Linked DNA regions of Homo sapiens: region 1 is linked to region 2. Evidence: read pairs that join two places in POLR2A ChIA-PET (ENCODE). Cell type or tissue: OCI-LY7. All regions are shown on one strand. Links, peaks and the distances in the headings refer to the core of each region. The heading gives the core; the rest is flanking DNA. Region 1 has its middle 13 kb from the start of CAMTA1-DT. Region 2 overlaps CAMTA1 (calmodulin binding transcription activator 1).

The links. Peaks named below come from ENCODE experiments on the same cell type or tissue, not always from the same donor. Only the 100,000 strongest peaks of a DNase experiment are listed, where the experiment ranks them.
Region 1: POLR2A ChIA-PET joins it to region 2 with 6 read pairs; 2 of 35 experiments call an interaction of 5 or more read pairs at or near these places.

What each region holds. Positions count from the first base shown.
Region 1 is chr1:6,769,559-6,773,948 of GRCh38, reverse strand. No RefSeq gene overlaps it. Among named protein-coding and RNA genes, the nearest start is that of CAMTA1-DT, 13 kb to the left of the region's middle. In OCI-LY7, for the core only: no CTCF peak of the experiment used is centred there; DNase peaks (open chromatin) are centred at 2,248 and 2,638; H3K4me3 peaks cover 1,268 bases; H3K27ac peaks cover 873 bases.
Region 2 is chr1:7,022,541-7,026,930 of GRCh38, reverse strand. All of the region lies in intron 3 of CAMTA1 (calmodulin binding transcription activator 1), which reads right to left. Among named protein-coding and RNA genes, the nearest start is that of CAMTA1-AS3, 10 kb to the right of the region's middle. RefSeq lists an enhancer at 1-991. In OCI-LY7, for the core only: no CTCF peak of the experiment used is centred there; no DNase peak of the experiment used is centred there.

The DNA.
Region 1 (4,390 bases), core at 214-4,213, 250 kb after region 2:
CTCACTGCAACCTCTGCATCCCTGGACTCAGATGATCCTCCCACCTCAGACTCCCAAGTGGCTGGGACTACAGGCGTGCACCACCACACTTGGCATACTTTTGTATTTTTTGTAAAGACAGGATTTTGCCATGTTGCTCAGGCTGATCTCGAACTCCTGGCCTCAAGCCATCCACCCACCTTGGGCTCCCAAAGTGCTGGGATTACAGGCGTGAGCCACCTCACCCAGCCTGGGAGGTGCAATTTTAAATAGGAATAGTCAGTATAAATGTCATCAAGAAATTGACATTTGAGGCCAGGCATGGTGGTTCATGCCTGTAACCCCAATGCTTTGTGAGGCTGATGGGGGAAGACCATTTGAGCCCAGGAGTTCAAGGGTATAGTGAGCTATGATTATGCCACTGCACTCTAGCCTGGCAACAGAGTGGGACCCTGTCTCAAAAAAAAAAAAAAAAACCCAAAAATGACGGGGCAGGGCTAGGCCCAGTAGTTCATGCCGTAATCCCAGCACTTTGGGGCCGAGGCAGAATAATCACTTGAGGCCATGAGTTCTAGATCAGTCTGGGCAACACAGCAAGATGTCACTACAAAAGAATATAAAAGATTAGCAAGGTGTGGTGGTGCGCACCTGTAGTCCCAGCTACTCAGGAAGCAAAGGCAGAAGGATCACTTGAAGCCAGGAGTTCGAGGGTGCAGTAAGCTATGATTGCGCCACTGCACTTCAGCCTGGGTGACAAAGCAAGACCCTGTCTCAAAAAAAAAAAAGAAGAAGAAGAAGAAAGAAATTGACATTTGAGCAGGCTGGAAGAAGGTGAAGGAGTTAGCCACGTGTATGGCACAATCTCAGCTCACTGTAACCTCTGCCTCCCAGGTTCAAGTGATCCTAGTGCGTCAGCCTCCAGAATAGCTGGGATTACAGGCACCCGCCACCACACTGGCTACTTTTTGTATTTTAGTGGAGACGGAGTTTCACCATGTTGGCCAGGCTGGTCTCGAACTCCTGACCTTAGGTGATCCACCCGCCTCAGCCTCCCAAAGTGCTGGGATTATAGGCGTGAGCCACTGCACCCAGCAAGATTTTAGAATTTTTAAAAGAGGGTTAATTTTTTGTAATTGATAAAGGGAAAAAATGTAAACAGAAAAATCTATATCATAGATTGAGTCAAAACCATCTGTTTTCCTGCCTATGACGTGTTCTTTCAAGTTCTAGGCATACTGGGATGCTGTGGGCATGAGATAAATGTTAAACCAGAAGAATGATTTTAACAATACTGATCTTTTTACCCTTTTGGAATGGAAATTGGCTCCTTTTTGATGGGAGGAGACGCCCATCTGCCTCGCTTTTCCACCCACAAAGAATCAGGCTGCCTATGTGACAATACTTAAAAGAAAAATTAAAATTTTAGTAGTAAATAGCAATTCAAAAATAGTTTTCTTGAAAGAGAATTTCCTAGCTGATGAAAGTGCTGCTCTTGAGTAGACCTGGAACTCCTGATTTCTAAAACTCTGCTGTAGTAAATGTATGAAAATGTAGTTTTGTTTCCCTGCTCTCTATCTGGAAGGGCAAAGGGGGTGCTGGGATTATTTCCATGTTAATTCAAGCAGCTGTGTAAAGCACAGCCTTAAGACTTGTGCAAAGATTCTCAAAGCACAATTTTCTTCAGTGACAAAAGATGTCTTTCTTTTTCCTCTTGTCAAACACAATCACTCCCAGATAAAGTCAATTTGCTCTTTTGCCTTCGAGTTGGGCTATTTCCTTTTGCCAGCTGACTAATGTTTTCTAGGGCAGGTTGGAATTAATCATTCAGCACCCTGAGATTTTTCAGGCCAGCCAGGGCTGAGGATTAGAAACAATAAAATTCACAGTTCGCCCTCTAACAAAAGGATCTCACACTTGGCCAGAAGTGGATCGTAGGCCTCCTTGGAAGGAACAGTACGGGAAATTTTACCAAATAGCCCAATCTTCATTCTCCAGATGTGCCAAATCTTGTTTACTTGTCACCTTCACCAGGCGTCTTGTGCTAATTTATTCCAGAAGTGGTGTGTGTTTCTCCCTTCCCCACGAGGTCTCACCATCAAGGCTGAGCACAATTCATTGTCTTATTTCTGAACCCTCTTGGGCCTCCTGGGAGCTTCACTGAAAAACGTCAAGCCCTCCCAAGCATATTTTCATTGCACCGGCTCAAAGCTCAGTGTTGATTCTCCATCCAGCCTCTTCAAGTGACCTGAAACGCCATGTTCTTTCCACCAGGGTGGTGCCTTAATTGGCCACTTTTGCAGAGCTGAGGTCGGTCTGCCTGTGCTCCAAAAAAAAAAAAACAGGTCACCTGCCCCTTTACGTCTGGAGCTTCAAGATCACAAGGCAGAATGTGGTCCCCGGCGCACACCCAGGAGCAGCAGGCTGGGACCAGCCAGTGCTTTTAGACGGGCCAGCCTGGGTGCTAGAACAGATGTCAAGGGATATTTGCTGCAAAGAGGCTCCAGAAATAACGTAAAATTGTTCTGTCCTTTTAAAAATGGAAAATGCCTTGGCAGGGTGATATATTATTTGCCTGGCTGCATTTTCTCTCTGTCTCAGTCAAGGCATGAAAAGTACTGGCACTTCTGCCTTTTCAAGCAGAGCTTGGTGTAACTGGACCACATCTAATGCCTGTACGATGCAAATGAAGATGGAAACTGTTGTTTCCTTTGATGTGTGTGACTAAATGCTCAAAGGGGATATTTTCTTTTCGAGCCTCCAGTGCATAGAGCCTCTTTAAAAATACCTGTTGGCTCCGTCTCCCCCTTGGCAACTGAAGCAATTCCTGCACTGGAGACAGCGGTTGGGTACAGTCATGATGAATGTCTTTCTCTGGGAAGAATACCCTTTCCGTGTTTGCAATGATTGTTAAAGTTCTGGAGGGAATTAAGAAGCGCGAAAGGCACGTTAATGATGGGTATCTGCAATGAGCCACTCAGACTTGCCTGAAAAAGTCCAGAGAGCACATTCTGAGAGCAAACTCAGGGAGGCGGATGAGTCACAGCTGGGATCCACAGCGGCTCCAGTACTCTCTGCAACCCAGTAGCCTAGAGGGCCTGGGAAGCCGCCGCCCAACACCCCCCAGGCATTGACCACTCAGCCTTACCCCTCATCCTCCCTGCCAAGAGGCAAAACAGTGCTAACAGCACTAGGAGAATCCGAGCTCTTCTCTGAATCTGGGTGGTCTCCGGAAGTACACATCCTAGGAAAGGAATAGTTCTGAGCGCTGTCAGAGCCCTGAGCCTCCAAACTGGCTATGCCAGGCACCTGGAACCACTTGCATACCTAGGGAAGCCTGATATGAACCCACCTCTGCCACTTTTTCTTGAATATCTTATCAAGCAAGGCAATCTACAAGAGAAGCTTGTGTTTAAAAGCAAGAACACAAAAGCAAAAAACCATTTGGAACCACCTGTAAGTCATGATTTGGATCATTAATTCATTTTATCTTTTTTTAAATTTATTTTTAGAGACAGGAGCTCACTCTGTCACCCAGGCTGGAGTGCAGTGGCGCAATCGCAGTTCACTGAAGCCTCAATCTCTGGGCACAAGTGATCCTCCAGCCTCAGCCTCCCGAGCAGCTGGGACTACAGGCGTGAGCCACTGCACCCAGCCAGTCCATTAATTTATTATTATTATTATTATTTTTTTGAGACAGAGTCTTGCTCTGTCGCCCAGGGTGGAGTGCAGTGGTGCGATCTCAGCTCACTGCAACCTCCGCCTCCCGGGTTCAAGCAATTCTCTTGCCTCAGCCTCCTGAGTAGCTGTGATTACGGGCACACCACCACTCACCATGCCTGGCTAATTTTTTTTTTTTTTTTTTTTTTTTTTTTTTTTGAGATGGAGTCTCACTCTGTCGCCCAGGCTGGAGTGCAGTGGCGCCATCTTGGCTCACTGCAAGCTCCACCTCCCAGGTTCACGCCATTCTCCTGCCTCAGCCTCCCGAGTAGCTGGGACTACAGGCGCCCGCCACCACGCCCGGCTAATTTTTTAATATTTTTAGTAGAGACAGGGTTTCACCTTGTGTTAGCCAGGATGGTCTTGATCTCCTGACCTCGTGATCCGCCCGCCTCGGCCTCCCAAAGTGCTGGGATTACAGGCATGAGCCACCGCGCCCGGCCATTTTTGTATATTTAGTAGAGATGGGGTTTCGCCATGTTGGCCAGGCTGGTCTCAAACTCCTGACCTCACGTGATCCACCTGCCTCAGCCTCCCAAAGTGCTGGGATTACAGGCATGAGCCATGGTGCCCACCCCCCATTAATTAATTTTTAATGTACCTTTTTTCTTTTTTTTGCCTGATAAATGTTTACCATATCTTACTTGGGGAGGACACTGAGGAGCCAGTCACTTTGGAGGTGGGATATTAGACA
Region 2 (4,390 bases), core at 312-4,311:
ACTGGCCGGACACAGTGGCTCATGTCTGTAATCCCACCACTTTGGGAGGCCGAGGTGGGTGGATCATGAGGTCAGGGGATCGAGACCATCCTGGCCAACATATGAAATCCCGTCTCTACTAAAAATAGAAAAATTAGCTGGATGTGGTGGCACGTGCTTGTAGTCCCAGCTACTTGGGAGGCTGAGGCACAAGAATCGCTTGAACCTGGGAGGCGGCGGTTGCAGTGAGCTGAGATCGCGCCACTGCACTCCAGCCTGGTGAAAGATTCCGTCTCAAAAAAAAAAAAAAAAAAAAGCAGCCACCCATCCTCCCAGCCCTTAGTTTCTGGGTCTAAAGTTAGAGAAATGTTCCTCACGGTCCTTATCTTCCTGTTATTGGAAAGCCCCCATGAAGGTCTCTAAAACCTTTTGAAACTAATCTTATAGTCTTAGTTTATATCAGAATTCTGGCAAGGGGAGCCACAGGTAGCAGGAAATCCAGACCTGCTCTCCTGAGTCATTTCCCTTCTCCCACCGGGGCTGCCACTCCCACAATACATTCTGAATCACACATGAGGCCGTGCCACGGATGACTCCCCCCCTGGACATATAGGAATATCATGATGAAGTCAGAATTCTCACAGGGCCTGAGCAGCAATCCACTACCCAGGCTCCGCAGGCCTCACTGCTGCCTGCCTCACGCCTCGCTCTTTGTGCTGCCACCAGCTTCATCCCTTGCAGGTCCCTTGCTGGGATAAACATCTCACTTCCACCTTCATGGGCCTGCTCTCCTGCTCTTGGCCAAATCTTTTTGTTTCTTTTTTTTTTTTTTAAGGCAGGGTCTCGCTCTGTTGCCCAGGTTTGAGTGCAGTGGTACAATCACAACTCACTGCAGCCTCCATCTTCCGGGCTCAAGCAATCCTCCTGCCTCAGCCTCCCAAGTACCTGGGACCACAGGCATCCGCCATCACACTCAGCTAACTTTTGTATTTTCTGTAGAGACAGGGTCTTGCCATGTTGTTGCCCAGGCTGGTCTCTAACTCCTAGGCTCAAGCAATCTGCTCACCTCAGCCTCCCGAAGTGTTGAGATTACAGGCATGAGCAATTTTACCCAGACTCTTGGCCAAATATTAATTACTCCTTAGATTTAGCTCAGACATTACTTCTCCCGGAAGCCTTCTCAAACCACAATGCCCCTCTTCCCCCACTCCATCCCCAAAGCTGGTAAGTAGTAGTCACCTGTGTGCTGCTCACATCTCTCCCACCTCGCCAGTCTAGTTCATTGAAATCAGCAGTTTGCCTCCCCCCACACCCTTGAGAGCACCTTAATGGGAGAGGGAATGTCTGAATTATTCAGCTTTCTCTCCCCGGCATCTGGCCCAGTGCCTGGCACAGAGTTGCACTCAAATCCCTGTTGAATGTAGCTACATCCACCCTCCTCTACCTCCCCCACCCCAGTAAGGCCAGAGGGGCTGGCGAGATGGACCCCAGAAATAGGTGGTCTCTTGCAAACCATATATCCTATGGTTCCTTCCAAGGCCCTGCAGCCTTTTCATCTGAGAAACCCCAGCCATTTGCCTGTGCGCCCTGATGATGGGACCACCCTTCCTCTCTGCAGTACAACTTCATGGCCAGGGCCCCCAGGCTGCCAGAGCCAGCTCTCAGGTCCTGCAGCCTCGGCTCCCACAGGGGAAAAATCATTGCATTCAGATCAGCTACCGCGGCAATAGGTCAGGCTTCCAGAAGCCTCCCCCAAACGCTGATTAATGGGCAAGAGCAGCTCTTGCGCATCTCATTACGCACATAGCTGCAATGAAACCATCTTTGCTTTACAGTTTTGTGCAGGACATAAAAGTGGGAAATATCCCAGCCTTCAGAGGGAACAAGCCATGAATACTGAAGCAGCCCCAGGTTATTAATCCAGCACCATTAGTCTTAGGGAGTCACCCCAGCACTGACCCCCTAGAAGGAAATTTCTCTTGCTGTCCATTTCTCATTTCAAATTATCCATACAGCCACCATACATACCACCTGTGAATTATTTGATATTTTGGAGAGGAAAGTAAACAATATAAAAAATCAGCAGAACTTAGGGGATCATAAATTCTTAGCAAGTTATTTTCGGAGTGAGGAAAGCTGATTCATATGGCACTTTACTTCCCAAGACTAATTTAGTTTGCTTTTTTCCTTATTAATAGGAGGTAAGCACCCTGCAAAGATCACATTTTCATTCTTGGCAGCACCTGTCGAGGGGATCCCAGGCCCACAGCCCATGTTTGAAGGTTCATCCCAGAAAGGTGTCGATGGAGCAGACACGGCCCTAGAAACACATCGGGTGAACAATAACTTCAAAAACACTGGAACAGATACACACAGATGCTTTTGTTCTTAAAGGCCAGCATCACACTGCTAGTGCAGACTGATTGCAGACTGAAGAACCAAAAGTATCCTATTTACCCTATTTATTCCTTTAGGAAGACATACTAAAATACAGACAGCAGGCCAGCCCCTATCTTGCATTTTCCCCATTTTATATTTACCCAAACTAATGAGGTCTCACTGTCGCTGTTTTCCTGGTGGTTTTTTTAAGGTATCTCTTTATCTCTGGTGTTCAGTAGTTTCACCCTGATGTGCCCACACATGGATTTTTGCTTTTATTTATTCCACCTGCAATTCCATGTTCATTTTCAGTAGGAAGGCTTACGTCTGTCTTTATTCCTCCAGCCGTATTGCTTTCAAGCATGCCTCCCTCCTGTTGTCTCTGTCTTCTCCTCTGAGATGCCCATTAGATATGTGCTGGACCTTCATGTGCACATTTTCCGCCTTTACTTCCCTAAACCACAGTTCGGTGGATCTCATCAGGACCATCTTATGCTTAACTATTTGTTTCTTTCTTTCTTTCTTTCTTTTTTTTTTTTTTTTTGAGACAGAGTCTCGCTCTGTCCCCCAGGCTGCAGTGCCGTGGCGCAATCTTGGCTCACTGCAAGCTCCACCCCGCCAGATTCAAGCAATTCTCCTGCCTCAGCCTCCTGAGTAGCTGGGATTACAGGCGCCTGCCACCATGCCCGGCTAATTTTTGAATTTTTAGTAGAGACAGGGTTTCACCATGTTGGTCAGGCTGGTCTCAAACTCCTGACCTCAAGTGATCTGCCCACCTCAGCCTCCCAAAGTGCTAGGATTACAGGCGTGAGCCACCACACCTGGCCTTAACTAACTCATTCTTTAGCAAATATGTCTATTCTTTTGTTTATCCCCATCTATTAGAAGGGTTTTGGCATCTTGTTTTGTTTTCATTGCAATTATTACATGTTTTATTTCTAGAATAACTGATTCTTTTTTTAAAAAAAACCACTTGTTTCATCCCATTATCTCCTATTCAAGTCTTATGGATTTTATTTCTTGTCTCTTCAAACATTTTACACATATCTGATCTATCTAACAGCCTTCTCAGATTGCTCTGTTGTCTATAGTTTCTGAAACATAAATTCTCCTTTCACAGCATTTGTGGATTATCTCCCGTGGTGGTCAATTTGCTAGTCTGCTTTGTAATTTTTGCCTAAGGGCTTATCTACATTGGGAGTCCCCCAGTTTTTCCCCTGGGAATCTCATGTGTGCCTTGTGTTGAGGAATCATCCCCCATAACAAGTTTTACGCTTACATCTGACACAGCTTTAAGGGTACCACTAATTCGGGACCAAATTTTATGTTAGGTTCTCAGCTCGGAGTTTCTGCCCACATTGATAGTGCAGGATTTGGTCTCATATCTATATACAGCTTAGGCTTGGTATCCCTCGTTCTTGAAGGAAACTCTTAGAAGCTACGGCTTGGGGGACTGGGGTATACCGTGTTCCTGAGCCAATGGGAAGAATTTTTCTATTTTTTGATGACAGAAAAGACAGTCCCTTCTTGTTCCCAGTTTTGTACAAGAAACTTGGTTCCAGCTCCCTGGGGCCTGTGAAACCTCAGCCCTTAAGGGGTTTACTGTGGAAACTCCAGTAAGGCCACTCGACTTGCACTCTAAATTTCATCCTGGCTTCCGGCACCTGGAAATCTCCCAACCTCACCTTTGAATTCAGCTATGTTTTTGTTGCTATTATAACTAATCCAACATTTCTATGGGTTTAGAGTGAGAGAACAGAGATTCCCACATATGCATAGTTGGCATCTTGACTGGAAGTTCCACTGGAGCTCCTCCTTCCCCCAGACTCAGGGAATCATACTCTTGCCCAATATTCTCCAAGAACACGTTAAGCCCTAGACATAGGTAACCCTCCTTCAAATCCCTGAAGCATATGGCCAACCAATACCCTGCAATCAGATGGAGGTGAGGCGCTGGCAACAGAAGTCAGCCCCAGCAAGTGGGCTACACTACCTCTCTAGGATTTCAGAAGGTGCCAAGGCAATTTTGCCT